Linked DNA regions of Homo sapiens: region 1 is linked to region 2. A link is a loop called in an ENCODE intact Hi-C map of the cell type or tissue named here. Cell type or tissue: ascending aorta. All regions are shown on one strand. Each heading gives the region's core, and the rest is flanking DNA. Links, peaks and the distances in the headings are about the cores only.

What was found. A loop is a pair of places that touch in the nucleus more often than their neighbours do. Peaks named below come from ENCODE experiments on the same cell type or tissue, not always from the same donor. Only the 100,000 strongest peaks of a DNase experiment are listed, where the experiment ranks them.
Region 1: a loop joins it to region 2, with 2.9 times the contacts of the local background. A loop is called at or near these places in 19 of 110 quality-filtered maps.

What each region holds. Positions count from the first base shown.
Region 1 is chr5:139,690,879-139,705,504 of GRCh38, forward strand. No RefSeq gene overlaps it. Among named protein-coding and RNA genes, the nearest start is that of PSD2-AS1, 48 kb to the right of the region's middle. RefSeq lists a silencer at 3,886-4,180 and enhancers at 7,062-8,031, 9,506-10,331, 10,159-10,238, 10,332-11,156. In ascending aorta, for the core only: no CTCF peak of the experiment used is centred there; DNase peaks (open chromatin) are centred at 6,113, 6,873 and 8,093; H3K4me3 peaks cover 1,741 bases; H3K27ac peaks cover 3,658 bases.
Region 2 is chr5:139,737,361-139,751,986 of GRCh38, forward strand. PSD2-AS1 (PSD2 antisense RNA 1) reads right to left here and starts at 8,863. Exons shown (of 3, transcript NR_105053.2): 1 at 8,834-8,863; 2 at 7,810-7,899; 3 at 3,987-4,280. It also overlaps a transcript of PSD2 not described here. RefSeq lists enhancers at 4,599-5,148, 5,149-5,697, 8,733-9,380, 10,519-10,628, 11,326-11,973 and 1 more and silencers at 6,616-7,209, 10,879-10,928. In ascending aorta, for the core only: no CTCF peak of the experiment used is centred there; DNase peaks (open chromatin) are centred at 8,161, 8,661, 9,071, 10,691 and 2 weaker places; H3K4me3 peaks cover 2,879 bases; H3K27ac peaks cover 3,649 bases; H3K27me3 peaks cover 836 bases.

The DNA of each region.
Region 1 (14,626 bases), core at 4,034-12,033, 47 kb before region 2:
GGGAGGCTCTGACCCTTGCCTCCCTGCCTACTTCTTGCTGTCCCCACTGGCCCCGCTCCCATGGCTCCCCGAGACTGCCAGTTCCCTAACATAGAGCTAGAGGTGGGGGCCACTGAAAGAGGTCCCTGGACCTGCTGTATTTATTTGGGGGACTCAAAGAGATGTGTGATGGATCCGATGGCTCTGGACCTGCTATCCAGCCAGCCCTCTTGAACTGTCCTGGGGGGCTTGTGGAGATGGTGGAGAGAGATACAGAGTGAGTGGGCAGATACAGATGAGGCTACTGGGTGATAAAGCACTGGGGTCAGTACCTGGGAACTGGCCTTTGTCAGCCAGTCACTCACTTAGAAAGTCTTTGAGGGGTTGCAGCAAGTGGAATTGAGCTTAGACATGAGAATAAGGTTCCCCAGGCAGGTGGGACCTAAGAGAGGCTGAGCTGTTTTGCACAGAAGACTTCTAAGGTCAGAGTTGGCCTTGACTCTGTAAGTGAGAGCTGGAGTACCCTCTTCTACGCACCCACTGCCCTAAGTGCTCCCATCACAATCCTGCTGGGGTCACACTGGGTGAACTCACCTGTTCACTTGCTGATCTTCTGAACTAGAAGGAGCACTCCTGGAGGGAGGGGCTTGTCTGCCTGGCAAATGCCAAATGCTCAATAATGTTGAATCAATGGATGAATTGGAGGAGGACATGGGTTGGCCTGTTGTATATGAGGGGCTGGGGAAAGAACTGTTAGGTCTGAGCTTGGGGAGCCCAGCTGCAGGGCCACAGGCTGGCGAGTGCCAAGAGGAGGCCCCAAGAAGTTCCAAGAGAAAAGGGGTTCTGGAGCCAGGCACCAAGTGGACATTCACAGGCTATGTGACCTACAAAGGCTTTCCTTTCTGGGCCTTAGTTTACTCATCAGCAAGTAACATTGCTTTTCAGATATCCTATGAAGGTGGAATGAGAAATCCTGTGTGAGGTCCCTGTGAGCTCTCTAGCCTTGTACCCCTTGGTAGGCAAGAGATTTGAATGCATGGGAAGAGCCAAGAAGGCTTCTTGGAGGAGGTGAGTGAAGCTGAGCCTCGAAGTACCATGCTGCCTATCTAGGAGGCTTGGAGACTGGTACTTCTGGGGCAGTGAGGAGACCACACTGGAGAGAGCCCAGGGAACGATGGGCCAATCTCAAGATCCAAGGCAAATGGGTATATTTTGTCTTGGGGACAGTGGGAGCCAATGATGGTTCTGGAACCTTTGGCCTTTAGGCTTTGGAGGGGCTAACATGTATCTGGAGTGAAGCCTTTAGTCAATCTGGGTATGTGGGGCAACTTCCCAACCCCACTCTGGGGCCCTGAGACTGAGGTAGGAAGTCAGCTGGAGGCTGATTCCTGACATATCTCCTTCCAGAGGAACCAAAACATATCCCATGTTAAAAAGTGGAGGGCTGGGCCGGGCACGGTGGCTCATGCATGTATCCCAGCACTTTGGGAGGCCAAGGTGGGCAGATCACCTGATGTCAAGAGTTCTTGACCAGCCGGCCAACATGATGAAACCCCATCTCTACTGAAAATACAAAACTTAGCCAGGCGTGCTAGTGCACGCCTGTAATCCCAGCTACTCAGGAGTCTGAGGCAAGAGAATCTCTTGAACCCAGGAGATGGAGGTTGCAGTGAGCCGAGATCATGCCACTGCACTCCAGCCTGGGCGACAGAGCAAGACTCTGTCTCAAAAATAAAGTGAGGGGCTAGGCTTGATCACAAGTAATCTGTTAGTGTGGGGGCCTTGAATACTCATTACAGGATGGGGAATCCAAGTCACAGAATGGCCAGGCCGGTCAGAGAGCTTCGGGACCCACACCCTTCCTGGAGGTGGGGATAAGGGGACATCTGGCCTCATGCCTAGCCTAGAAGCAGCAGAGTCCTGGGCTGGGAGGCAGGGGGATAGGATTTCCATCCAAGCCCTACCCATAGCTGGATTCATGATCACATGACCAAAGGCATAGCCAGCCCTTCCTGAGCCTAGCTTTCCCAATTAGTGCAATGGACCTTCCAGTATCAATCAGCCACGGTTCTAGACCTTTTCTGGGGGTCCAAGACTCAGGAGGGAGCTGCAATTTGGGGGTCCTTCACTCTAGCCCCTCCCCCACCCACATGCTGGGCCCCTTCCCTTCTCCTGCTCTTCCACCCATACTCCCCTCACCCCTGACCCTGCGGCCAGTAGCCTCTGCTGCTGTCATCCGTTGTCATGGGAACCTTGCAGCGCTGACCTGATGCAGGCGAGAGCTGGCCTGGAGCTCCTAGCAAGGGAAGCTGAGGTTAGCAGGGGGCAGATGGGGGCACCTGTCCCTGCCAGCTTAGCTGGGTGCTGACACACTCCCAAGGGAATGGGGCATTGAAAGGACGGCCTGGATGGGTGTGGGCAGGGGTGCAGGGGGTCAGGGCCTGACTGCCCCCAGTCATTGGGGTGCCTGCTCCTTTTCAGACCCACCCCCACCCAACCCGGCTCCAGGCTGCTGGTGGGAGGGAGGGGTGGTGGGGACCTTCCCATTTCCCTCACTGTCGATGGGAGCTCAGAGCCCTGAGCTCAGCTCATTCTCGAGACTAAAAATACTAGGGAGGCAGCAGCAGCAGCTCCCCCAACACCCTGTCCACTGCCGCCCCACTCCCAGTAATAGACACACACACATACACACACCAAGCCCAGCCTGGACCAGATACCAAGGTGCTACTTAACCATACTGTGCCGTGGTCCATGGAGATTCCCAAAGTCCTGGCCCTGTGTGAGACCCAGATCTGGGGTCAACTTCCACCTCTGACCCCAATTTGCCATGTGATTGTGGGGTAGTCCTCTGGCTTCTCTGGGCCTGGTTTCCCCTTTTTTTGTGTACTAAGGGAGCTACATGGAAGAGGGGAGGCTCAGGAATGGAGTAGAGGGTCAGGGCCTTAGCTGCCCCATCTCATTTAATTACTGGAGCAGTCCTGACAGCTCCCTGAAGTATGTATTGAGTCAGAATCTGCTTTTCCTAGATGAGTACACTGAGGCCAGAGATGGTGGCTCAAGGGATGCTACTCCAGGCCTTTGAGCTCCAGGTGGCCCTCTCCTGCCCTGCAGTGGCCAACTGAGCTACTGAGACCTCCAGGCATTTGTTGAAAAATAGATCTGTGCCCCACAGTAGGGCAGGAGGTTAGTGGCTTCAAATCTCAGAGAAGTTCCCGGTTCTGTGTGCATGACTGGGAATGGGGTGGGGAGGCCGTACTGCCCTCTGCCCAGGGTCTGGGTGAAGCTTGAGGTGAGTGTTGACAATACCTGTCTGCCAGGTGCTTGGCCAAGGCCAGGGTGAGGGTCCACACTGACCATCCAGGATGGGTGTGGTTGAGATACAGATGAGTATCCACACTGTTCATTTGGCCAAGGCCTGGCTCTGTGTGAGACCCATATTGTTCATCTACCTGGGCTTGACCAAGGCTGGGGTGAGTGTCCATGTTACCTGCCTGCCCAGCCTGGCCGGGGCTGGGTTGAGGGTTTACACTGCCGGGTTGGAGATAAGGTCAAGATGATTAAACACACCGTCCATTTGTCCTGGGCCTGAGTCTTCTTTCCACCAGTTCTAGGCTCAGGATTTTATTTTGGGTTTCATATTCTCTCTTCTTTCCTGGAAATTAGAATCATCTTGTCTGCTCATTATTTCTGATTTAGAGGAGGCCCAGTTTCATCTAGGGGCCAATGGGAGAAAGATGGGAGCCCCTTGCCATTTCTGGGACCCTCCAGGAGGAACCAGGGAAAATCCATTATAGAAATCACAGCCACTGGGCACTGAGAAGCCTGGAAAGCCAGACCCTGGCCTCTGGGATGCCTGAGAGATCCACTGCTGTGGGATCTGAGTCACTGAGTTCCTACACTTCTCCCCACTAGCCCTGTCACCCAATTCCACTGACATCTTGAGAACAACAAGACATACTTCTCCCACAGACCCGAGGCCTCACAGTTTGAAGCCAGTATCTGCAGGACCAGAGTCTGGATTTTCTGAGGGGGGCCAACCAATACTGCAGTGCAGACAGTGGACTTTGTGCCCCACACCCTAATTTTGCAATGCCAGCTCTTCCCTTCAGCTGTCATGTGTGACCCTGGGCAAGACACTTCATTCTCCTGGTTCTCAGTTTTTCCATCTGTAAAACAGGTGTTTATACCTTACCTGTTGGTAAAGGTTGGGACAAGGATTAAATGAGATAGTCCCATAAAGTGTCTGGCAGAGTAATAATTCTTTCTGGAGGCTAGCAGGGAAGGGGCATGCTCCAAAAGAATTCTGGGACATGTGGTTGGTTGGTTTTTTTTTCAGAGGCAGGGTCTTGAGCAGGCTGGAGTGCAAATAGCATGCTCACTGCAGCTCACTCTCAGGCTCAAGCAATCCTCCCACCTCAGCCTCCTGAGTAGCTGGGACTACAGGCACGTGCCACCATGCCCAGCCAATTTTTTTAATTTCTGTAGATATGGGGTCTTGCTATGATGCCCAGGCTGGTCTCGAACTCCTGGGCTCAAGTGTTTGTTCTGCCTCTGCCTCCCTAAGTGCTGGGATTATAGGCATGAGCCACCACAATTGGGCATTTGTTTATTAATTAGTGCAGTGCAGGGAGTTGTGTTGGTTGCTGGGTCTCAGGGCCTATAACCCCAGCTGGGATCCCCTACTTTGAACTAGGGGCCTCCAAAACAGAAGCAATGTCCATTAGTTTTGTGAATGTGTTTTCAGTCCATGAATGGATGCTCTTAGGTAAAACATTAATAAACTGCATCACGTTGTTGGGGAAAATTAAATGTAAATTAGATAATTAAAAACGAAGCTGATGCCCGCTGCTTGGTGCTATTACCTCTTATTAAAAGTTATGAGAGGTGGCCCTGGGTGGAGGCTGGTTGCAGGGTTCCAATGAGGGTGGGGGCAGCAAGGGCCTGCCTACTGGAGCCCAGTGTGATCTTTAGAAGAGGCAGACCTAGAGGATGCTCTGGTATGGGCGCTGGAGAGCTCTGGGTGTGCTGGGGCCACAGCCCTGTTGTCTCTTGTGGGTGCCTGGGTCAGTGTCTTCCCCTTGCCAAACCTCAGTATTTCCTTATCTGTACAGGAAGGATAGTAACAGAACCTACCTCATAGGACTGAGGCAGAGACTAGATGAGATGATATGCAGAAAGTACCCAGCCTAGTAGATCATCTTAGGTCAGGAGTTCAAGACCAGCCTGGCCAACATGGTGAAACCCCATCTCTACTAAAAACACAAAAATTATCCGGGTGTGGTAGCATGGGCCTGTAATCCCAGCTACTCAGGAGGCCGAGACAGGAGAATCGCTTGAATCCGGGAGGCAGAGGTTGCAGTGAGCCGAGATTGCATCATTGCACTCCAGCCTGGATAACAAGAGTGAGACTCAGTCTCAACAAAAAAACAACAAAAAAAGAAAGTACCCAACCTAGGGCCCGGTACATAGTAGGTGTTCATTAAATAGCCTTGATTGCCAGGGATATCATCAACACCGTCATCATGACTGAGTCCCTTCCAGCAGCTGGCCCTGAGCCGAGGGCTTTACAGATATCTGTCACCATTAGCACATGGTGCTGTCGTCCCATTCTGCGGAAAGCAAGGCTCAGGCTAGGGGAATAAGAGTCCAGGGTCACACAGCCTTTGAGGTAGGTGGCCTTGCTGTATTTCAGGTTCCTAGAGGAAGAGCCCTAGGAACAGCACTCCCACACAGTGCTCTGCTTCTCGAGCTGAAGAGGTTTCATTGACTCCTTTTTTCTGCACCTGCCCTGTGCTCCTGGCCTGGTCCGGTAGCGGGACGGGGGCGATCAGTCTGGAGAGAAGACAGCCCCAGGAACTAAGTCCCAAAGGAGTGTTCTAACCAGAGCTTGTGGGAGATAGACGGGCCTCCTTGGGCGGCGGGGGGCTGTGACTGCGGACTGCCCCGAGGTGCGAGCTGGTTCAGTGTTCTAAGAAACTGAGAGAATGGAGGATGGGCAAGGCAGGTAGCAGGACCTGCAGGAGCAGAACGGGGAGGCTGGAAAGCCTGGGGCCAGGCCTGTGGTGGGCAGGGGAGGGTGCATGATGAGGGGGTGGGAACACGGAGCGGGTGAGTCACCGTTTCTGGGCCAGGCAGGCGGCGGCTGCAGAGCGGGGGGCGCATTCCTGGCTGGCAGGGCGGCCGGCACTAATGTCTTTCCCACATGGCCCCGAATTCCCCGCTCGGCACGATCACACGGGCAAGACGCTCCCGCGGCCACCCCCGCCCCAGCTGCCTCCTTCCCACAGAGCAGGGAAGGGGGAGGGAGTGTGGTGGAGGCTGGCGGAACCGGCCCCTCCTGGGGCGGGGTGGGGGTCTCTAGCGTGGCCTCCCTGGGGCCTGCGCCCACGGTGTCGGCACGCGATGAGCGACTCACAGGGCAGCTGCAGTCACAGTGAGAGCAGGGCCGCGCTTGTGAAGCGGAGAAGGAAGGAGGCCGGGAACCGCCTTGGGTCTTTGGCCACGTCTCTCCTTCCCTGGCCCCCATTCACCCACCCCCGCCCTGGGTCAGGCTTTCCCTCGCGCTGCGGCTGTCGGAGGGCCGCGGCCGGATAGGGACAAGCGGCGGAGCAGCAGCAAGTCCGGCCGCCTCCGATCCTACGCCTTCTGGCCCTCCCCTCCTTCCCGACCTCTGGGCCTGGCTGGTGGGGGGCGGAGTGGGGAGTGGGGGGACTGTGCCGCTGCCGCTGCATCCGGCGGGGGCCTGCTGGGGTGGTTCCTGGAAGAGGCCACACCCAGTCCCTCCCTCCGTGGGATGGAGGCCAGCCCTTGCTAAGGCGAAGGGAACTAGGAGCGCCGCTCTCCCACGCAGCCCCTGTCCCCAGGCCAGGTCCTGGAGAGGGGGGAAACTGAGGCTGCTGAGAGGGCGGCCCACCCAGAGCTCCCTGTGCTGGGAGAGGTTGGCCGCTGTCCCTCCCAGCTGGGCTCAGAGGCGCTAATGAGAGTTAAATGTAGGACGTGAGTCACCTCTAGGAGGGGGCTGGGACCACCCCCAGATGTGGGTCCAGACGCTCAGGCTTTTTCCTACTCCCCTGTGTGTCACCCCCTACCCTTGGCAGGGTGGGGCATGAGTTCTGACCTTGCTGACCAGGCTCTGTCACCCTGGACCAGCCTCACTTAAATGGCTGGCTGCCTCAGGAGCGGGTGCTGTGGGACCACAGGAGACTCTAAATCCCGGGATAGGCCCAGTGGACCCTGAGGACTTAGGGGATGGACCAACACCTGGGGTCTCTAGTGGCCGTGAGCCCTGGGGTGTGGTCATGGGTCTTGGGATGGGGGTGGGCAAAGGGCCCAGGCCACCCTGAAGATTTCCCCACCCTTCTGCCTGCCTGGCTTTGCTCAGGCCACGAGGCTCTGACCACACAGGGTGCCTGTTCCCCCACTCCCCAAAGTCCCACTCTCTGACCTTCAGCCGGCACAAGGACCTCAGTCTGAAGTCCTTATGGCAGGGCAGGCAGTTTGTGTGTGTGTGTGTGTGTGTGTGTGTGTGTGTGTGTGTGTACACACGTGTGCCTCTGCGGCTGGGTCTATTTGTGCCGCTGTGTGTATTTATGACTGAATGTACAATCGTGTATATTTATGTGTGACTGGCTGTCTCTGAGGGGTCTCTCAGTGTTGCAGGGGGCTTGACAGGGAATGTGCATTTCTGCGTCTGTATCTGTTTGTTCCTTCTATGTCTACATGTGGGTCTTTCTGTGTGACTGTGTTTGTGTCAGCCTGGCCCCATCTATGGGGTCCCTGCCTCCTCAAGCACCCCACCATCACCAGGAGCCACAGGCATCTGGGAGGAGACTCGGGAGGTGAAGCGCCTGCTGTTCCCCAAATGGAATGGCTTAGCTGGGTGGGCAGCACCAGGGGGTGGGCGTGGGCAGCCACAGGAGAGAGAAAAGTGGAGGCCGGGGAGGAGCCCTACTCAGCAGTCCCCTCCCTGCTCCCTCTGCTCCCAGCTCAGCGCCTCCTGGCAAGAGCTTATTTGCATGGTATTTACATTTCATTTGCATCGTGTTCAATTAAAAACCTGACCAGCTCCCGCCTGCCTGGCGCTGCCCGCCCAGCCTGGTGAAAATGTTGGTTGGGCATGACAGCCTTCCCACACCCCCCCCACGCCCCCACGGACTGACCGATGTGGGAGGGGTCCTCCCCTCATTGAGATCATGCAAGTCACCCACTCTGGGAGTGAGAGGGCTGGAAGTCCAAATGGAGAAACTGAGGTCCAGAAAAGGCTGCCTTGAGCTCTAGGCTAAGGGCCAGTCAAAGCTAGAAGAATACTAGTAGTTAACAGTTGCCCCTTCATGGAAGAATCTCTGTGCCAAGAGTGGTGCCAACACCTGGTGTGCAATATCTCTTTGGAACTTTGCTACCCCTTGAGGTCAGGCCTTCCTTGCATTATCCTCATTTTCCTGATGAGAAGACCAAAGGCTAGAGGGGCAAGTCCAACATCACTCAGCCAACCTAGAATTCAAGTCTCTGTCAGTATGACTTCCAAGTCCATGCTGCAAACACATGAGCATGGCTGCCAGAAGACTGGTGCCTCCTGCTTCTGGCAAGTGAACACAACTCATTATTTCCAGGGTCATTGGCTCCAGGATGGGCTGCTGCAGTGCTCACCCTAACCTGGAGGCTGGCCTGGCTGCTGACTGCTTCATAAGACTGAGAGCCATACCCATTCCTGGCTATAGGGTGGAAGGCTCTCCCTGTGGCAGTCCTTCCTGGCACCTGGCCGTAGTCTTTCCTATTCCAAGACTGCCCTTCCTGGGCTCTAGCCAGAGTGGGTAACTTTGTAAAAGGCAAGTAAAGACTCTGATAACGAAACAAACTCTAGGAGGAAGCTCATATCTGAGCTAAAAGTGAAGGATGGGTGGAGAGACGAGATGGGCCCATGGAGACATCCAAGGCACCAGAGCAGGCCTGGCAGGGAAAACTCCCAAGACCTCTCCTGTCCTAGATCAGGAAGCTTCCTGAAGGCCCCTCTCACCTAGCCAGAGCTGGGCTGCTGTTTGTCATCTACACAGGTGGAACTCTTAGCATTGGGGAGAAAGTGGGGGTCCTTAGGCTGCCCATGGAGGGGTCATCCAGGGTCTAGAATCCAGCCCTGGGACTAGGGCACCCTGGTGTTGACAGGCCCCCAGTGCCCACCCTCCTCTGGAAGGACTACCTTTCACCTCTGCCACCAGCCTTAAGGCTCTAGAGGGACTCTACCTACCCCTGGTGCTGAGGGACTAAGCCAAGCAGCTAACTCATCCTCCCTGACCACAGTGATTGGTTCAGAGATGGACATGTGACTTGGGCCTGACCAATCAGGCTGAATCCCAAGGTTTGGTTAGAAATACTGGGAAGAGGCCGGGCGCGGTGGTTCTCGCCTGTAATCCCAGCACTTTGGGAGGCCAAGGCGGGTGGATCACGAGGTCAGGAGTTCAAGACCAGCCTGGCCAACATGGTGAAACCCCGTCTCTACTAAAAATACAAAAAATTAGCCGGGCGTGGTGGCCTGCGCCTGTAATCCCAGCTACTCCGGAGGCTAAGGCAGAGAATTGCTTAAACTTGGAGGGGTGGAGGTTGCAGTGAGCCGAGATTGTGCCACTGCACTCCAGCCTGGGAGACAGAGCGAGACTCCGTCTCAAAAAAAAAAAAAATTACTGGGAAGAAGTAGGGGTTCTCTGATCTGGTAGTGTGGGAATCTGGGGCCACCTACCTTTTGAGGAGAGCTACCCATGAATGAAGCCAGCAAAGGGATACTGACCCTTTTAAACTTGAAGCCAAACACTCTTCTACTTGAGCCTTAGAACGAGCCAGTAGGGTCCAATTTTGCTTAAGCCAGTGTGTGTTGGCTTTTTGTCATTTGCAGCCTGAAGGTCTGACCAGATAGTGCATGCCTTGCCCATTTCACCTTCAAGCCTTTGTCCATGCACTTCTCCTCTGCCTGGAATCGGAGAGCCTTCCTCTTGCCCTCTCCTGACCAGCCATGCCTGTGTTTTGAGGCCCAGCTACTCTCCTCCAGGGCGCTGGCTTCCATGCGGTACCCTCCTCTTTTGGCCCCACCCTCCTGGAGAGTTACCTGGAATTCTGACCCCCAGCTTGGTGCTCAGTGTCTATGCCTACAACTGCTGTGTTAATTTCCCTTTCTGGGGGCTTGTATCACACAGCCCCAAAGTAGGTTGTAAATTCTTGAGTGGCATGAGCTGAGTCCCCTCCTACAGAGAGGGGTGATAAAGTACAGTGGTTAGAAGCTTGGCTTTGGCGTCAGGTAGTCTCAGCTCAAATTCTAGCCCATCGGTGTGACCTTTGGACCAGTCTCTCCTTTTCTGAGTTTCCTGTCGGTCCACCCCCCCCAGTGCCGAGGGCGCCACTGTGAAGCATTCACAAACATACTCTCTGCCCTCAGAGGAGCTAAGGATGGAAGTTGGGGCAGTGGCCCCAACCGGGAGCAGCCAATCAGGAGGCTGAGGTGGTCCTTCCCAGCCTGCCAGCACTCGGCTCTTGGGGGAAGAACCCCCTCCACCCTCACACACTTCCTTCCAAGGCGCTAGGGGACCTTGGTCGGGGGAGGTCTGGTCGTCCCCTCCCCCTTCCGCCCCTTCCTGTCGTCCCTTCGAGCTGGCGCTGCTCTGAGTTAATCTCCTTGCCCGTCAGGGGGTGACAGGAGGTGTCTGTCATTCGAAGCTGAGGCCGTCAGCCTTGCCGGCTAATTGGGGCGCGGGCACCAGGAGCACGGGAAATGGCCGGAGGGAAGGAGAGGGAATGAGAGGGGAAGCCACCCTCACCTCCTACCCACCAGCTTGGGGCTGATCCACATGGCTACTTAGGGGAGGGAGAAAGGAGGAAGGGACTGTGGGATGGGAACTTTGTGACCTTGGGCATTGCTGTTCCTCTCTGGGCTTCATATTATCATTCATAGTGATAACAGCAAGCCTTTAATGAGCAATTACCGTGTAAATCAAGCACACCTGATGAAAACCTCTGATTTTTTTTTTTTTGTTTTTTTGTTTGTTTGTTTGTTTTTTGTTTTTTTTTTGAGACGGAGTTTCGCTCTTGTTGCCCAGGCTGGAGTGCAATGGCTTGATCCCGGCTTCCTGCAACCTCTGCCTTCCGGGTTCGAGCGATTCTCCTGCCTCAGCCTCCTGAGTAGCTGGGATTACAGGCATGCGTCACCACGCCCAGCTACTTTTGTATTTTTAGTAGAGACAGGGTTTCTCCATGTTGGTCAGGCTGGTCTCAAACTCCCCACCTCAGGTGATCCACCCGCCTCAGCCTCCCAAAGTGCTGGGATTACAGGCATGAGCCACCGCACCCAGCACCTCTGATGGTTTTCTACAGCCCTTGGAATTCAAGCCAGACTTCTCCCAAGGTCCTTGAGGACCCCCAGTAGCCATGCCTCTTTCCTCCCTGCTCCTTCTGCTCCAGCCACTCCAGCCTCCCCACAGAGCAAGCTCTTCCTGCCTCAGGATCTTTGCACTTGCTGTTTCTGCTCTGTGGAACACCCTTTGCCTACCTCTTAGCATGGTTGGCTCTGCATTCTTCAGGTCTCAGCTCAAATGACACCTCAGAGACAAAGTCCCTGACCACCTTATCCAAAATCACTCTCTTGGCCGGGTGCGGTGGCTCACACCTTTAATCCCAGCATTTTTGGAGGCCAAGGCAGGTGGATCACTTGAGGTCAGGAGTTTGAGACCAGCCTAGCCAACATGGGAAAACCCTGTCTCTAATAAAATACAAAAATTAGCCAGTCCTTGTGGCGGGTGCCTGTAATCCCAGCTATGCCGGAGGCAGAGGCAGGAGAATTGCTTGAACCTGGGAGGCAGAGGTTGTAGTGAGCCAGGATCCTGACATTACACTCCAGCCTGGACAACAGAGCAAGACTCCATCTCAAAAAAACAAAACAAAACAAAACAAAACAATTAAAATCACTCTTCCACCTCCAGTTACTCTGTTATGTCCCCCTGTTACCTTATCCTATTTATAATTTCACAGCATTTGCCATAATGTGAAACGACTTCATTTTTACATTCATTTTCCCCCTCTAGAATGGAAACCAATGAGAACAGGGACCTTGTCTGTGCAATTTACTGCTGAAGCCCCAGTGCCTGAAAGAATGCCAGGCACAGGCCAGGCACAGTGGCTCACGCTTGTAATCCCAGCACTTTGAGAGGCCAAGGCAGGTAGATCACAAGGTCAGGAGTTCGAGACCAGCCTGGCCAACATTGTGAAACCCTGTCTCTACTAAAACTACAAAAACTAGTTGGGTATGGTGGCAGGCGCCTGTAATCCCAGCTACTTGGGAGGCTGAGGCAGAATTGCTTGAAACTGGGAGGCGGAGGTTGCAGGGAGCTGAGGTCGCACCACTGCATACTCCAGCCTGGGCAACAAGAGCAAAACTCCATCTCAAAAAAAAAAAAAAAAAAAAAAGGCTGGGTGCAGTGGCTCACACCTGTAATCACAGCACTTTGGGAGGCCAAGGCAGGTGGATCACGAGGTCAGGAGATCGAGACCATCCTGGCCAACATGGTGAAACTCCGTCTCTACTAAAAATACAAAAATTAGTTGGGCTTGGTGGCGCGTGCCTGTAATCCCAGCTACTCGGGAGGCTTAGGCAGGAGAATCGCTTGAACCAGGGAATCAGAAGTTGCAGTGAGCCGAGATCGCGCCACTGCACTCCAGCCTGGGCGACAGAGCGAGACTCCGTCTCAAAAAAAGGAAAAAAATAAACTTGGTATTATGTCCATTTTGAGGTGAGGAAACTGAGGTTTGAGGAGATTATGTGACTTTAAGTTATCGTAACTGGACTGAAGCCTGAGACTGTGTGACCCCAGAGCTGTAAGGGCTGTGGGAATGATTGTGAGGGTCTCTGCCAGCATGGCCACTCAGCTGAGCTCAGGCTGGTGAGGAGGACGCACACAAGGAGAAGACCCAGGGCCCAGGAGAGTCCACTCCATGGTAGAAGCTTCCTCTGGGAACTCAACTGAGGGCAGCAGAGGAACTGCTCCAGGGCCTGGGGACAAGACCCAGTGTGCTGTGTGTAGATGGTAGATGGAGCTGATGGTGCGCTGGGGACCTCCATGCAGGCCTGGCATTTTGCCTGCCAGGGCAGAGGTAAGGATGCAAGTGTAGGGGCAAGCAGGGGGAATCTCCATCTCCCTCTCCAGTCTGCATCTACCTTTCATTCCCCCTCCTGCCTGTCAAACTCCTGCCTCCTGGCCCTGGCATTCAGAGCCTCTCACAACCCAGCCTTGCTGCCTTTTCTCTTCTCTTCTACTGCCGTGGTCCTTGACACCCTGGAGAAGTCCCTGCCCACTGTGCTTTCAGTCATGTCTTGTCACTTTTTCCACCCATCCTTTGTGTGTATTTATTTATTTATTTATTTGTGAGACAGGGTCTCACTCTGTCACCCAGGCTGGAGTACAGTGGCATAATCAGGGTTTACTGCAACCTCGACCTTCCAGGCTCAATCCATCCTCGCACCTCGGCCTCCCAAGTAGCTGGGACCACAGATGCATGCCACCACACCCACCTAATTTTTTTTTTTTTTTTTTTGAGACGGAGTCTCGCTCTGTCATTCAGGCTGGAGTGCAGTGGCGCGATCTCAGCTCACTGCAAGCTCTGCCTCCTGGGTTCACACCATTCTCCAGCCTCAGCCTCCCGAGTGGCTGGGGCTATAGGCGCCTGCCACCACACTCGGCTAATTTTTTGTATTTTTAGTAGAGATGAGGTTTCACCGTGTTAGCCAGGATGGTCTCTATCTCCTGACCTCGTGATCCTCCCACCTCAGCCTCCCAAAGTTCTGGGATCACAGGCATGAGCCATCGCGCCCAGCCAATTTTTATATTTTTTGTAGAGATGGGCTTTTGCCTTGTTGTCCAGGCTGGTCTTGAACTCCTGGGCTCCAGTGATCCTCCTGTCTCGACCTCCCAAAGTGCTGGGATTACAGGTGCGAGCCACTGTGCCTGGCCTGTGTGTGTTTTTTAAAAATTATTTGTAGAAACAAGGTCTCAGGCCTTGGGTCTCACTGTGTTGCCCAGGCTGGTCTTGAACTCCTGGCCTCAGGTGATCGTCCCACCTCGCTCTCCCAAAGCACTGGGATTGCAAGTGTGAGCCACCATGCTGGCCCTCTAACCCATCCATTGAAGCCCAACACCTGTGCTGCCTCCTCCAGGAAGGGCTCTCAGGTTAGTGTTTGTGCAGTGGTTGTCTTCAGGTCTGAGGATCCCTGCCAGGCTGTCAGCACCCTGTGCCACCCTCAGCACCCATCACATGGCTGGCCCAAAGCCACTCAGTAAGTATCCTGTTGCCTCCCCTTATCTATGGACCCCAGGTGAACCCAGCATTCTGAGTTCCTGGGTCTCTGGTTCTTACTCAGGTACCCACTGGGTGCCTCCAAGCCTGAAATCTCCATCTGACATAGCGACAGGGGATGTGTGGGCTGCAAGATGCTGCTGCTAACCACAGTCCTCAACTGCAGACATCTCATGGCCAATTAGACCCCAAGGCACTCATGGCTTGGGAACAATGATGGCTGGATCCAATCAAGACAGGTTATTGGCCTCTGTTAACTCACATGGGTCACACCTCATCAGCCAATCACAGGAGCTCCCTCCTTCTATATTTTCATATCAGG
Region 2 (14,626 bases), core at 4,317-12,316:
ATAAATGCTTTTCTTGAGGCAGCCAACACACTTTGATTGATATATATATATATATATATATATATATATATATAGTTTTTGAGACGGAGTCCTGCTCTGTTGCCCAGGCTGGAGTGCAGTGGTGGGATCTCGGCTCACCACAACCTCTGCCTCCCGGGTTCAAGCGATTCCCCTGCCTCAGCCTCCCAAGTAGCTGGGACTACAGGTGCGTGCCACCACACCCAGCTAATTTTTGTATTTTTAGTAGAGACGGGGTTTCACTATGTTGGCCAGGCTGGTCTCGAACTCCTGACCTCGTGATCCGCTTCGGCCTCCCAAAGTGCTGGGATTACAGGCATGAGCCACCACGTCTGGCCAACTCTGGTATGTTATAGAAGCGTTTTATGTGAATTCTGCATACATGTGCCGAATATGACTCCTAGTACAGTTTGATTTGTGCTAAGCCAGCAACAGTTTTACCTAGTATGGCTTAGACATAATAAAGAAGTCAAATAATGTCTTAGTATTATTAGTAAAATAATTTTGACCTCATCTACCCCTGAAAAGGTCTGGGAGACTCCCAGGGGTCTGTGAACCCTACTTTGGGATCACTGCACTTGTTGTTCTGTCTCTTCTGCTCTCAGTGGTGATGGGCCGTGTCTTTCATATTTTGCTGATTAGGACACTGGGGTCCAGCAGAGCCCCACATGGGTCCTCATCTCTCATTCCAGGACTGAAGTGAGAATTTTTTTCCTGGCAGTGACTGGGGAGGTTTCTTGTGGGGGGAGGGGTGGCATTGATTTTGATGGATGGAGAGGCCACCAAAAGTGGAGGCTGGGAATGCACCATTGGTGGAGGAAACAGCATTGGTGAAGGCCTGGAGAAAAAAGCTCTGAATGGGGTCAGATAACTAGGGCCCTTGAATGCCAGTGCCAGGGCAGTGGGCACCGCAGAGCAGTGACCAGAGATGGGAAGCAATGGATGAGATGTGCCAGGAACAGGGAGCGCCAGAGAGGAGGGCCTTTGTCCTTCACCAGGAGGCCTTCCCAAGCCGGCTGGCCTCAGGGCTGTGTTCTCAGGGCTGGGTTGATGTGTGGCCACTGAGATGAACTTACCCTTCCTGACTGACCATGATTGGCAGAGGGTGGTCTGCTGCCCAGAACTCCCTGCTGAAAAGTGTCTCCGCACCTGCACTGACTGACACTCAGCCTCTCTTTCCCTTTGTATTGGCTTTTATGGTGACAGTGAGTAGCCTCATCCAGTTTCTTATGCCATGCGTGAGTGTGAGGGTGACCTGGGCAGAGGTGGCTGCTGAGGGGAGAGATTGGTAGTGACATGTCAATGTGATTAGAGGTGAGGGTCCTGACCTTTTTACCACAAAAAAACCTGCTTGTTGCAGGCACTGATGCCTCGGCCAAGTCCTGTAAAAGTGGGGGTTGCAGAGCTGACCCCGACACACCCCCACCCTGGGCCCGGCCTGCCCTCTTCCTCTTCCGATGGCCCTGTGTCCCTACCCCAACCTGTCCCTGAGCTGCTGGTCTGGTATGGGGAGACAGACCTCAGCTTCGGTGCAAGACTGGCCTCATACCTCCTGCTGTGCACATCTGTGCTCCTGAGCTATGTACCTGGGCTGGGTTGTGCCACACACGTGTTAGCAGCCATGCTGTGTGACTATATGGATACACCCTGCGCTGGGTGCACATGGTGCGCTCTGCATCACAGACATTGTGAGCTTGTGTACCTTGCCGTGCACACTAAATTGCGTCTGTTTGTTTCTGTGCCTTCAGTTGGGTGGTGTATGTTTGTGTGTATATGCTTTGTATATCTTTACAGGGTGTGAGTGTCACTGTGGTGGGTGGTGTTTTTGTGTGCTGGTTTGTCAGTGTGTATCTTGGCCCAGCCCCAGAAGGCCAGCTGAGGTGTGGTGGGGGGTGGGGTGTCGGACTGTGCTGGGGTAGGGAGCCCACAGCCAGGAGGCCTGACTGGGAATAGACATGTCCTCACCTGCCCAGAAAGTGTCCCAAGCCCTCAAAGAGCCCTTGTCCAGCTTCACCACCCCTGGCCAGTCAGGGTGGGTGGCTGGAGAAGGGGGCATGAGGGAACCAAAACAACCTCAGCCCAACTCCCACACTTGGCTGGCACCCAGGCCTATTATGGGGTCCCCGTGCCCATGGCCCGCCCCCTAAGGCCCCAAGCACTTTGCATTGTGGGGCTTGGGGAGGGGCCTAGAGACAAGACTCTGTTTGGCTCTTGTGACCAACTTCAGCTCCTAGTGGGCCACCAAGGCAGAGCTGGCCCCAGGCCTTTTTGAGGGTGGGGCTGCTGGGAGGACTAGCTCCATGGAGCCAGGGCTGATGCTCATCTTATTACCTGTGTCATTCATTTAGCAAATACACATTGAGCACCCACTGTGTTCCAGGCCCTGCTTTAGGTGCTGGGAATATAGCAGTCACTCATTGAATTAGGGGTAAGGAGAGGTTATACTGCTGCTGTGCATTTACAGATGAAGAAACAGGTCCTGGGAGGTGAAGTGATTTGCCCAAAGTCATAACAAAGCTGGGATTTGAAACCAGGCCTGTCTCATGCAAGAGGTCTCCTCCTCCTGCATTTGTCCATCCTGACTTCGGTAGTCACAATTATAGCCGAATGCCCACTGAGCTAGGACCAGCTAGCTGGCTAGCCCCGTGCCCTGGGCTACAGGTTGATGCAGGAGAGTGGGCACAATGAAATAGCTCCTAGAAAGGCAAGTTGCCTGGAGTAGGCACAGGGGTGGTAAGGTGGAGGATTGAGGGGTGGGGAAGGAGCAGAGGGAGGCTGTGTCTGTCTCCAGGGTGCACTGGGACCCAAGGGAACGCCTTCTCTCCTGCTGTGTGATCTGGGATGGCCCCTGCTTCACTCTGAGCCTTAGCTTCCTCATCTGTAAAGTGGGCACAGTAACTGCCCTCTCCCAGTGGTACCATGCTCATGGCATGATGCCTGGCACACAGTAGGGCAGCTGGGAGGATGGGGCAGAGCTGCAAGTGGGCAGGGCCTCCCCAGGGCTCTGCTCAGCCTCAGGAAATGGGTAGGGGGTAGGGAGGAGGAGGCGCAGATGTGCGCTTGTCTCACACGAGCAGCCGCATTTAGCCACCGAGTCGGGACTGAAATATTCCTGAGGGAGAAGAACCCTGAGGCTTCAGGGCGGCAACGGCTCGTCAGTGGGGAGCGGGGAAGGGATGTTGTCACCATCTGCCTCGTGTCTGTCTGCGACTAAAATAATACTGGGGTGAGACTCGCCGCAGGCACGGGCCCAGCCGCAAGGTTCCCCAGAAGAGGGAGGGGCTGGGGGTGCTGGAAACCTTGTGGGGAGCAGTGGCAGAGAGAGGTCTGCTGGGGGCAGCTCTTGGCCAAGGCTGGGCCCTGGTCCTGCCCCCTTCCTGAGGGGCCACAAGAACCCATGGGGGTGGTGTGTGCATAGGCATGGATACCTTCCTGGGGGGATCAGCCCTGGGAGTGCAGGACTGGACACCCCCCAGACCCGGCTGGGGTCTGCTTCAGAGGGGAGACCAAGCGTGTGCTGAGATCCCTGCAAAGCAGGGGCAACAGCAGAAACAAAGCAAGAGACAGACAAATTGCCTGATTCAGCTTCCATGAGTTTATCCAGAATATTGAAACCAGAAAACGTAGCAAGAAGCTATTTTAATTTCAGCCGACGTATAAGTTTTGGGTCTATGGTTTACTGTGGTTTTTATTTTGAATCAAATATGGAGGATGTTCCATAATTCCCTCGGGGCTCTGGGCTCTGGGGACTGAGTGTCTGCCTTTCTCTACTGGGCACAGTAGTCACATGCCAGCTGCCTCTAGGAGTTGGCACCCCTGGGCCTGGGCAGGTGCCCCTTCAGGTCAGGGACATGGTTTGGAACCTCATGCTTTGCTTCTGGATGAAGCCATTACATTCTGATCTTTTGCTATGGTTCTCATCAGATATGGCTAGTGGGGTATTTTTGTTTTTGCAGAGAGAACAGACCCATGACCTCAGTGGTTTATTTTAACTGCAGATGCACCCAAAATGCTGGTTGCTTTGTGCTGACATGGTTACAGGGCTGTCAGTTTAGCAGGCAACATGCAAGCACCTACTATGTGCAGACCCTGAGCTGGGGCAGGCTGGGCCCGCCCTCAGCATACAAGGTAGAGAAGCCAGCAAGACCATAGGAGATCAGCCACCTGGGTGCCAAGGAGGGCGGTGGGGAGCAGCAAGGGGGTGTTGGATGTGGCAGGAGTCCACAGCTGTCATCCTGGAGAAAGTGGCAGAAGCACTCACCCTTGAAAAGCAGACAACAGCAAAGGACAGTAAGGAGTATGCCCTAGGCAGAGAGTACGTGTGTGTGCAGACCACCACTTTGTGGCTCTCTCTCTTTGTGGCAAGGGTATTCGCATCACAATTTAGGTGCAATGTGGAGCCCTTCTTACAGACCAGACCCAAGCTAACTGGCTTAGGTGTGTTTTCCCGGTTAGTCCTCACCAACATCCCATAAGGCCAGTACACTTAGTGCCCATCTTATAGATAAGGAAACTGAGGCTCAGAGAGGTTTAGCAACTTGGGTAAGAGGCAGAGGTATGGCCCCAGGCTACTCCGTGCTGCCTCTGCACAATGCCCTCATTTGGCAGGCAGCAACTGAGCACCTACTATGTGCAGGCCCTAAGCCAGGTGCTTCCTGGATTCAGGCCCTGGCATCACATTCCAGAGTGTCCTCAGATGGCTGGCATCTCTCATTGTCATCTGGGCACGATGATCAGAGGAAGCTCTCTCCAGGGTATATGTGGGTATGGGGGAGAGGAGTGTGGGTGGGAGCCTGGAGGCCCCTGCTTGATAGCTGTGAGTTCTCCCTCATGAAAGCCTCAGTTTCTTCACCTGTAAAACGGGGCCGTGATGCCTGCTGTGCAGGCCCATGTGACAACGTGCCTTGAAAGCGTGTGGGAAAAGTGCTTTGTGTGTTCAGTGAGCCCTCAAACTGGGCTGACTCTCCTCAAACCACCAGGAGCGAGCTTCCCGGAACAATCTAGCCACCAGCCTTTCCCTGCAGCTGACAGGCTGCGGTCACCACCGCCACCACCACCCTGAATTATTCAAGACCCTCCAGGCCTCAGTGGCAGCCCTTCCCCTCTCCCTGTGCAACCAGGCTGTCAACACCAGACTCTAGGCCTCTGCCAGTGATCTATGGACCTCAGGGCCCCCGAGCTTCAGCCTGCTCAGGTAGGGCCATGAGTGTGATAGGGCGAGGTGTGACTGAGCATGAGAGTGACAGTGAGCATGTGAGAGCAGGAGGGGGTGACAGTGTGAGTGCGTGTGTGAGTGTGGCTGTGAACGTGCATGAGGATGTGTGCAGGTGAGCATCTACATGAGTGCAGGTGTGAGTGTGCCACATTGTGTGTGAATGAGTGTGTGAGTGTATCTGGAGCCTGGGCTCTCCTTAGCTGCGGGGGAGCCGGGCTCAGGGAGGAGCTCCCTCTGGCTCAAGAGAATACAGTGATCTGAGAGCCAAATTCCAGCCTGGAGTGGGAGGGGGTCAGCTCACCTTTGCTTCTACAGTCCCTTAAGGGCTGGTTGGAGTGGGGAAAAAGCAGAGAAGCAGCAGTTTAGGAAAAAAGGTATGTAGTGGTTGGATCATGAAGAGGACTTGGAGTCTGTGGCCCTGTGGGGGCTCAGAACACTGTCAGATTATTTCGGTATGTGTCATTTCCCGGCAAGCTGAGACCCTCAGAAGAGAAGCAGTTGCCTCCCCTTGGTCCCTTTCCTCCTCCTGGGCCTAGGAGAGCTGCGAGCCCCTGTGGGCAAGAGGTGAGGACTGTTCTCTTGGATCTGTGGCCAGGTGGAAGCTCTCCAAAGTCTTGGGGGATGGGGAGGGTATGGAGGCTCACCAGCACCTTGCTGGAGGGCCCTCACCCATAGGCAGGAAGGACAGAGCAGACGTCTCTCTGGTACCCACTCCTACCAACGCACTGACCCTGGAGGGTTACTGCTTCGTGTGGGGTAAGATGGAGAACCTGGGAGGTTGGAAGCTGGTGAGATTTAGGAACTGGGAGCCTGCAGTGTGTGGAGGTTGTGGGGGTGGAATGTGTGTTTGGTGTGAGTGCTGGGGTCTGCGTGTTGGTGTGAGGAGGTGAGAGGCTGTCTGAGTTTGCCTTTGTATCTGTAAGATTGTATGTTTCAATCCCTGTAGGTGTGACTGTTTATGTCTTTTTGTGAGTGAGGACCTGTCTGTGTGATCACATGAGTGTGTACGATCTGTATTTGAGAGTGCATGTGTGTGGAAGCATGCTAATTGTGTGGGAGAGGTGAAAGATGATTGACAGGGAAGGGGCGGAGGGTGGGAGCCCACACTGAGTGCACAGTTTCATCCTTCCTCAGGCTCTGCTTGTCATGGCTGAAATCCCCTGGACTGCATTGGGACCATACTGCTGAGAGTCTGGTTGCTGGGCTTCAGCTGACAGAACATCAGAGCCCCAGGATGGGATAGCCACAAGTTGGGAAGGTGAGGCAGGGTGAGGGGCTTGATGATGGGGAGCAGGCAGAAAGAACAGGCTGCAGAGCTAGGGCTGCTGGAGCCTGATGTCTGGTCCAAGTTCCAGCTCCTCCACTCATGGGGTGAGCTGGGGCAAGTCACTTCACTCTCTGAGCCTCAGTTTCCTCATCAGAACAATGGGCCTGTACACTAAGCATTATCCACCCCAAATCCTAGAAGCCTGCCTTCTCCTCCTGGCTCTGGGAAGTTGACCATTGGAGGCCTGGGACACTGGCCTGTCTGGAGGCTGGGGAAGTATGAGACGACCCCTTCTTCCCTTCCCTGCGCCCAGAAGGCCTGACTTGTCCTACTGCACCCCTCCCATCACAGTGATCTGTGTGGGCTCATAACAACATAAGCTAGACGGTGATCCTGTATCACCTTCCTGCATTCTGGGAGGCTCGGCCTCCAACTCCCAGACCAGGGAATGGTCTCCACTCCTCCAATCCTTCCCAGGTTCAGAAGCAGGAATGGGGGAAGTCCTGCCTGTCCCCTCTCTGACTTTACTTTCCCTTTCTAGAGCAGGGGTATTCTGGGATGGGAGGACTGAGTGTCCCTGCTGCCTGGTCCTCAGAGTTGGCTAGCTCCCCCCATGCCCCTCATTCCCCCGCCTGCTCGCCTGTAGAGCTGTGGCCCGGGCAGCTGTCCGGCTGAGTGGGTTAGCAACACAAGACAGATGGCGAGGGATTATCTCAGCTTCTCAGAGCACGATGGTGGCAGCGGCGGGGGTGGGGGGAAGGCTCTCACACCCTCCCCATGTGTGTGTACACACACACACACAAATGCACACATGCAGCTCCCCGCTCCTGCCCCAGACCCAGCCCAGCCTCCTGCTATTTATGAGGCGGGCAGGAAGACAAGAGGAGAGATGAGATTATGAGAATTGGTGAGAACCGTGGGACTTGGCAATCTTGTCCCTGCCCCACTTGGCTCCCAGACCACAGGCTGAACCAGCTTCTCAGGCCCTTCTTGGACCCTGCCCCTGCTATTGTGATTTCTCTGCAGCTGCCACCACTGGGAATGGTACATTCAGGAGGGCATGGTTTTACAGAGAAGTTTGAGGCCCAGAGATGTGCGAGCTGCACTCAAAGTCACACAGCAAGTTTGGTTCATTAGCAGGGTAAGTTCTGGGGGGTGGCAGGTGGTGGAGTCTCTTAGCTGTCCTGGCACTGGCTGTGGGGTCCTTGGGTCTTCTGCAAACAAGGTGTTTGCCCTAGCACTTGATGCTGCAGCCCAAGGTCCCACAGGGGCATGTCACAAGGCCAGCTGCTGGCACGCAAGTACTCACAGGCACAGCCTCTTGTTCATATACACTGTCAGGCTCTGGGTGAAGGCTATGTAGAGTTGAGTGACAGAGCTGGGTCTCCAGGCTGTGTCACTGTGAAAGAATTGGGGCAGGGTTAGAACCCCACTAGAGTGAATTCTCCTACCTGTCCCTCAATTTGCCACAGGCAGATGGTGGAGGGACTTTCCAGCCTCGGCCACACACTCAGGCCCCCCTACCACCACATTTGCCCATTAACAGCCCCACTCCAAGTCCTGAGTCATCTATGCTGAGTCGCCTGGGGAGGAGTGTGGGCCAGGAGACTGGGCAGGATTTGCGAATGGCAACCCCAGGGGGCCCTTTTCCCAGCATGGGTGGGCGGGGCCGACGCAGTGGGGAAGGCAGGGTGGAGGCCTTCTGAGAGAACTTCTCTGCTCCTAGCTGCCAATGTCCTGACTTCGCCCCCGTCCCCAAGAGTGACTCAGTGTCTGCTGGATGCGGTAGTGCGGGTGCGGGGCAGTGCGGAGCTGCTGCGGGTTGCCCAGTGCCACTCCCTTCAGAGCAAACCCACTTCTTGAGGCCCCGAGGCCCCCGCCTGGGGGTCTCCTGTGTTCACGTGTGCCTGCCCAGGCTGTCAAGTGAAACATGACCTCAGGGTCAGCCTGGCCTGCCTCTGGGGCTGCATTATTTGCGGGGTTTCCAACATGATGGTACCACCCACACTGTCCGGTCACAAACAAGACCGACACCGCCAGGTTTACCTGCTCCTGCCCCCTCAAACCATTGAATCAGCCCCTCTCTTGCTATTGGATGAGAGGGGTTGCCAGGACCAAGCCCCTCCTCCCCACCGCCAAGGTGACCACACGTCTAGGTATCAGGGGTGGTGGGCCCACTGCAGAGCGCTAGGCCGAACTCATCTCCTGGATCCAGGCCAAGCTCCACCTCTCTGTCTCTCCAGACTCAAGTTGGTCATTTGTATCGTGAAAGCTGGACAAAACTATATCTAAGCTCCCCATCTTCCCTCAAAGCTTGGCCTGGGGAGCCCTACATGAAACCTTGGAGCTTCTGAGCCTTCCCCCACCCCCAGCGGGGGGCTTTTCGTTCTGTGAAGGTCTCAAAGTAACATTCTAAAGAGGCACCGTGAGAGCCAATCAGAGAGCCCATGTAAATAACGGCCCGCTGATTGGCTGTCTCCTTCACGCCCTGAACGAAACTTCAACTTCATCAACTCAGCGAAGATTTTTTCCTCTGGCCTCGCGCGCCCTGCAGAAGGCGGGGCTGGGGGGTCACCCGAGCCTTCTCCCTGCCGCAGGCTACCTGGGCCCGCCGAATGGGATCGCGCTGGGACAGGCGGGGGCGAGTGTGCCGCCCTGACCCTGGCCCCGGGGGTGTTATTCTGGTACAGAATCCCCCGCGGGGGAGGCCCGAGAAGTGAGGCACCCCCGCTTCTTTGTAGGACCGCCACAGAACGGGCTGCAGGCCGCGAGTATAGAGCTTGGCTGGGCGGGATCGATATCTGCCCGCTGGACTGATGCGCGAGGGAGGCTGCTAGACAGGCTGGCTTTGCGGCAGTGTGATGGCCGCGCAGCACCCCCTGACCCCCACGGCTCCCCAACCCCGCCATTCCCTTCATCTAGCGCTCCCGGGGAAGCCGAGGCGGGCAAGTGGCGTAGCGATGGAGGGCGCACCCAGGGGCAGCGACGCTCCCTCGCTCTGGCTCCCAGCCCTGGTGGTGGGTGCAGGAGTGAGGGTAGCCCAGGGTCGCACCCTGCTCCCAACCTCGGCTCGTCCCCACCCTCCACGGTCGTCCGCAGCTCGAGGCAGCCTGCATTTCTGCCAGTATCCTGTCCCCTCGCCCGGTCCTTCGCCCTCCTCCCACTTTCATTGTGTGTCTCCTCTCTGGCTCTGAGGTTCCTCCTCCCTCCCTTCTCTCTCTGGGTGTCTCCGTGTCTATCTCCACATCTCCATCTCCATTTCTTTCTCTGCCTGTCTCTGTCTCTAGCTGTCTCTGTCCCTCAGTCTCTGCTCAGGTCTCCGCTCGCCTCTTGCTCATTTTCGTTCCTCTCTTTGTCTGTCTGACTCTCTCTTGTCTCCCCCCCTTCAGTTACCCCCAACCCCCCGCACACACACACACCTCACAGCCCTGTTTACGACATCCCCTGGGCTGGCAGGTGGGCGGGGCTGCAGCAGAGCGGGGGTGAGAGAGGGAGACGCAGCCTCCCCCCCAGCTGTTAACCTTCACGCTTCAGGCCTCTGCGGATGGCAGAGGAGGGGGAAAGCCCAGCTGCCAGCTTGGCGGAGGTGACCGGGCGGGGGCTGGGGGCTGTCCCTCCCTCTGGGCTCGTCTCTGGGGAGATCTGGGGCCGGAAGGAATGTGGTGGAGGGCGCCTTCGGCTGAGGAAGGCTGTTGCCGGATGGGTGGCCTCCTGAAGGCTTGTGCTGGCGAGGCGGGTGCCCAAAGGGGGCTCTGAGCGGTGTCGGCCCTGCCCGCAGCCCGGCCGGACGTGGGGGCCGGCGTGAGAATCCCGCCCATCTGTGAGCCGGCCTCACGCCGTCAGACCCAATTTATCTCGCCGCCAAAGTTTCACAGCCATCTGCTCGAGTGGAACGGCTTCCAGCGCTGGCCCCACCGGGCCCCCCAGCCAGCGCGGGGATGTTTTCCAATACGACAGCATCGCCCCGCCAAAGCAAGGAGGGGGTGTAGGGGGAGGCGGCAGAGCGCGGTGCGCGGGGCTGGCAGGCAGCCCTCTCCCGCGAGCGAGCCGACCCTGAATTTTAAGCGATTGATCAGGAAGCTCAGGCCGTTCCCATCACTTTGAGCAGCCAAATGCGACGGCGCAGGGATTTCAAGGGGCCTTTGCGGAGGCGGTAATGAGGTCACCGTCACTGCGCCAGCCCGCGGGCGGGAGGGGGCGAAGGTCTGCGGACACGTGTGAACACAGCCTGTGAACCGAGCCACATCTGTATTCACGTGACCCCCGGGGCCCCAGCACTGACCCAGGAAAACTCGGCATTTGGATCTGAGCTGATTCACACTCCCCCGCCCCCACCCCACCTACCCAGCCAGACACGGTTCGAGAGGCTGAGCTAGAACCCAGCCCTGCCACATCCATGATTCCATGATCACCTCAGACAGCTTCAGCACAAGAGCCCCAACTCTCTTCTCCTCCCCGCTATGTGCCTAAAATACACATATTTGGGCACCTGCCCATTGCACTTCTGAACAAGCCTGTGGAGACAGATGTACCCTAGGCCCCCGGTAATCACACAGGTGCACACATTCCAATTACACACCTGACCGCAATGCTCGTGCATTAGTACACTCCCAACCACCACCACTACCACCCCCAAACATGCACACAGGTACTCCATCATTTTCAAGCCAGCACCCAGCAACACACGAGCCCCCAAACTCCCCTCCCCCGGGCGAACTCATGTGCACACTCATTCCCAAGACCCCGAGCTTGCTGCCATGTCCGCGCGGGTGGGCGCCTCCACTGCCCGCCAGGCAGCGCGGGTGCAGACCTCGAAGAGAACAAAGGCCGGGCAGGTGGGAGGGAGGGGCGCTGAGCCCCCGGCCCGTCCTCCTAGGCAATGCTCGTCTGTCTCGGCTCCGCGGCCACCGCATCGAGCGGCTCTGATTGCCGAGTAAATCACCGCGATGATCTGAATAATTATCGTCTCCTGAAAAGGGAAAAAACAGAGAATAAATAAAGAGAGAAGGGAGCAGTCACCTGATTTCTAGGAGCCCTGGGGTATGTTGGGGGGGGTGAATACATAGGGGTGGGTGTCAGTGGCCCCCTGCGGATCCTCGGGACTTCTGTTGGGATGGAGTGCAGGTGGGATGGGCCTCAGGGCAGACAGTCCTTCCTTAAAGGTGGCAGTTAGCATCCAGTCTCCCCCTTCGTCTCCCCAGGGTAAGTCAGGCCCCCTGGAGCACCCAACCGACCCCAGCTGGCTTCTCTGCTTCTTACACACTCAGGCCCACCTGACCTGTAGGGCACCCTCCTGTTCCAGGGCTTTGCTCAGTCGGTTCCCCCCTAGCATGCCCTCTACCCACCACTCTGGCTGGCTTCACTCTCCCATCTCTGAAGTTCAGCCCCAGGTTACTTCCTCTGAGAACTTCTTCCTGACTGCCCAGCCCTCCAGGATCCTTCTCTCCCAGAGTTCCAGTGTCTGATTGCATTTTCTCTGACTGATTTGGGTGTGTTGTCCTGATCTTCTCAGCTGGATGGCAGCTTTGGTGGAAGCAGCTATGTTTTAAACAAAGCAGTAATAGTAGCAACAGCAGCAGCCACTGCCCCATTCTGAGCAGCTAGGATGTGCTGGCCCTGTGCCAAAACATCATCTCACCATGGATCCTCCCCAGAATCCTGTGTGGAAAGTAATGTCTCCATTTAAATAATGGGGAAACTGAGGCGTACCAAGAGTGAAGCTTGGATTCCTTTCCTCAGGGATGAAGATGCTGGTCATCTACGGTATCCTTTCTGCAGTTGTCCCCTGATCCCACATATTGGAGGAGTTGCTTCTCTTCCAGTGCTGGGCACCAAGACACAATTACCTCAACTGGCTGGGCACAGTGGCTCATGCCTGTAATCCTAACACTTTGGGAGGCCGAGGTGGGCAGATTGCTTGAGCCTAGGAGTTTGAGACCAGCTTGGGCAACATGACAGAACACCATCTCTACAAAACAAACAAACAAACAAAAACAAACAAACAAATGAAAAACACCAAAAATTAGCTGGTATGGTGGTGTGAGCATATAGTTCCAGCAACTTGGGAGGCTGAAGAAGAAGGATGGTTTGAACCCAGGAGGTTGAGGCAGTGAGCCGTGATTGTGCCACTATACTCAAGCCTGGGCAACAGATCGAGACCGTCTTAAAAAAAAAAAAAAACCAGGCTGGGTGTGGTGGCTCATGCCTGTAATCCCAGCACTTTGGGAGGCCGAGGTGGGTGGATCACGAGGTCAGGAAATAGAGACCATCCTGGCTAACACGGTGAAACCCCGTCTCTACTAAAAATACAAAAAAATTAGCCAGGTGTAGTGGCAGGCGCCTGTAGTCCCAGCTACTCAGAGGCTGAGGCAGGAGAATGGGGTGAACCCAGGAGGCTGAGCTTGCAGTGAGCTGAGATCATGCCACTGCACTCCAGCCTGGGCGACAGAGCAAGACTCCATCTCAAAAACAAAAAAACAAAACAAAAAAAAACCCAAAATATGAATATCTCAACTCCAAACTGCCCAGCCTCCACCAGCCCTGCCCATTCCTGTTGCTCCCTCTCCTCCCTTTTCCTAGCCTCAGGAGGGCTGCCCTCCATGCATTGTAACCCCCAACCTTCCAAAGGGCATGACCCTTCCCCATAGCCACATCATCAAAGGAGGGGCAGCTCAGCCTTATGCTTCTGCCTGAAATGGTTCCAGATGTGGGGCCTGCAGAAAAGGCAGGGTGAAGGTTCAGCACAAAGCTAGGTTTCCTCCTGGAGGTTGCCCTAGGGGAGGCCCAAGCCCCTCCCACCCCTGGCACCTGGTCAGTAAATGAGAGCAGAACAAGGCCACTGATGGGATGATGGTTCAGGGAAAGAGTCTGTCAAGAGCCTGGGGAAGAGGAACCCTTGTGGGGCCTGGGTGTCTGGGGCAAGAGGGAGGCTGAAGCCCATTCTGGGTTTGCATTCCTCACTCTATCCAGCCTTGCTGGATCTGAGGCCTGGGGCAACTTCCAGGGTGGGGTTCTCCAGGCTGAGCAAGGAGGCCCAGGACTGAGCGATTTAGATCCCTCCTACTACTCCTCAAAGAAATGCCATTATAGATGGGGGAAACTAAGCCCAGGGCTCCAAATTGGCTCCTGACTAATGGTTCCTGTGCAGGCCTCTCCCATGGGGATCCTTATTCAGGGCCCCAAATGTTCCTGGGGGCATGGCAGGGTCTGGATATCACTGTGGCTTGGGTAGAGGAGGGACAGGTGAGACATGATGCTGGTCTAGAGATACATCCAGGTGGTTCAGCTCTGGGTATGAATGAAGATGAGGCAGAGCCCAGCCTAGCTCTGGGAAAATCTCAGCTCCTACTCCACAGTCTTCTGGGACTCAAGACAGCACCTCCTGCCTGAGAGGGGGGCGGAGGTGGCCAGTATCCTTGGGATGGTTCACAAACTCCTCTCCCCACCCCAAGCTCCCTTCTGCCAGCTACTCTTGGTTCCCTACTTAGATATTTCTTTGGCATCTACTGTGTGCTGGCCCTAGGGGCACAGCAGCCTGGGGTTCAGAGAGTGCCCAGGCAGATGGGGAGGCATACCCACCCACCTACACATACTCACACAGACTCTCCTCCCACCCCCTTCAAGTGTGACCAACTGGGAACCCTGGGGAAACAGTAATGAATGTGGCAAGACCTTTGCAATTAGACAAACCCAGGTTCAGACCCTGGCTCTACTTTACTTGTTGAGAGCAAGTCAATGAGCCTCAGTTTTGGTATCTACAAAGTGGAAATTGTAATAGTGCGTGTTTCACAGTGTGCCTGTGAGCGTTCTGTGAGATAATTGAGATGTCGATGCTCATCACCGCCCATCATCAGGGAAGGAGAGATGACCTCCAAGGTTGCTCTTTGGCCACTCTAGGACAGTGTTTCCATGGCATGGCTAGGGTCCAGCCTTTTTTTTTTTTTTTTTTTTTGAGACAGGGTCTCGTTCTGTCACCCAGGCTGGAGTGCTGTAGCATGATCTCTGCTCACTGCAGCCTCAACCTTCTAGACTCAGCAATCCTCCCACCTCAGCTTCCCAAGTAGCTGGGACTATAGGCATGTGTCACCATGCCCGGCTAATGTTAAATTTTTTTGTAGAGACTGGGT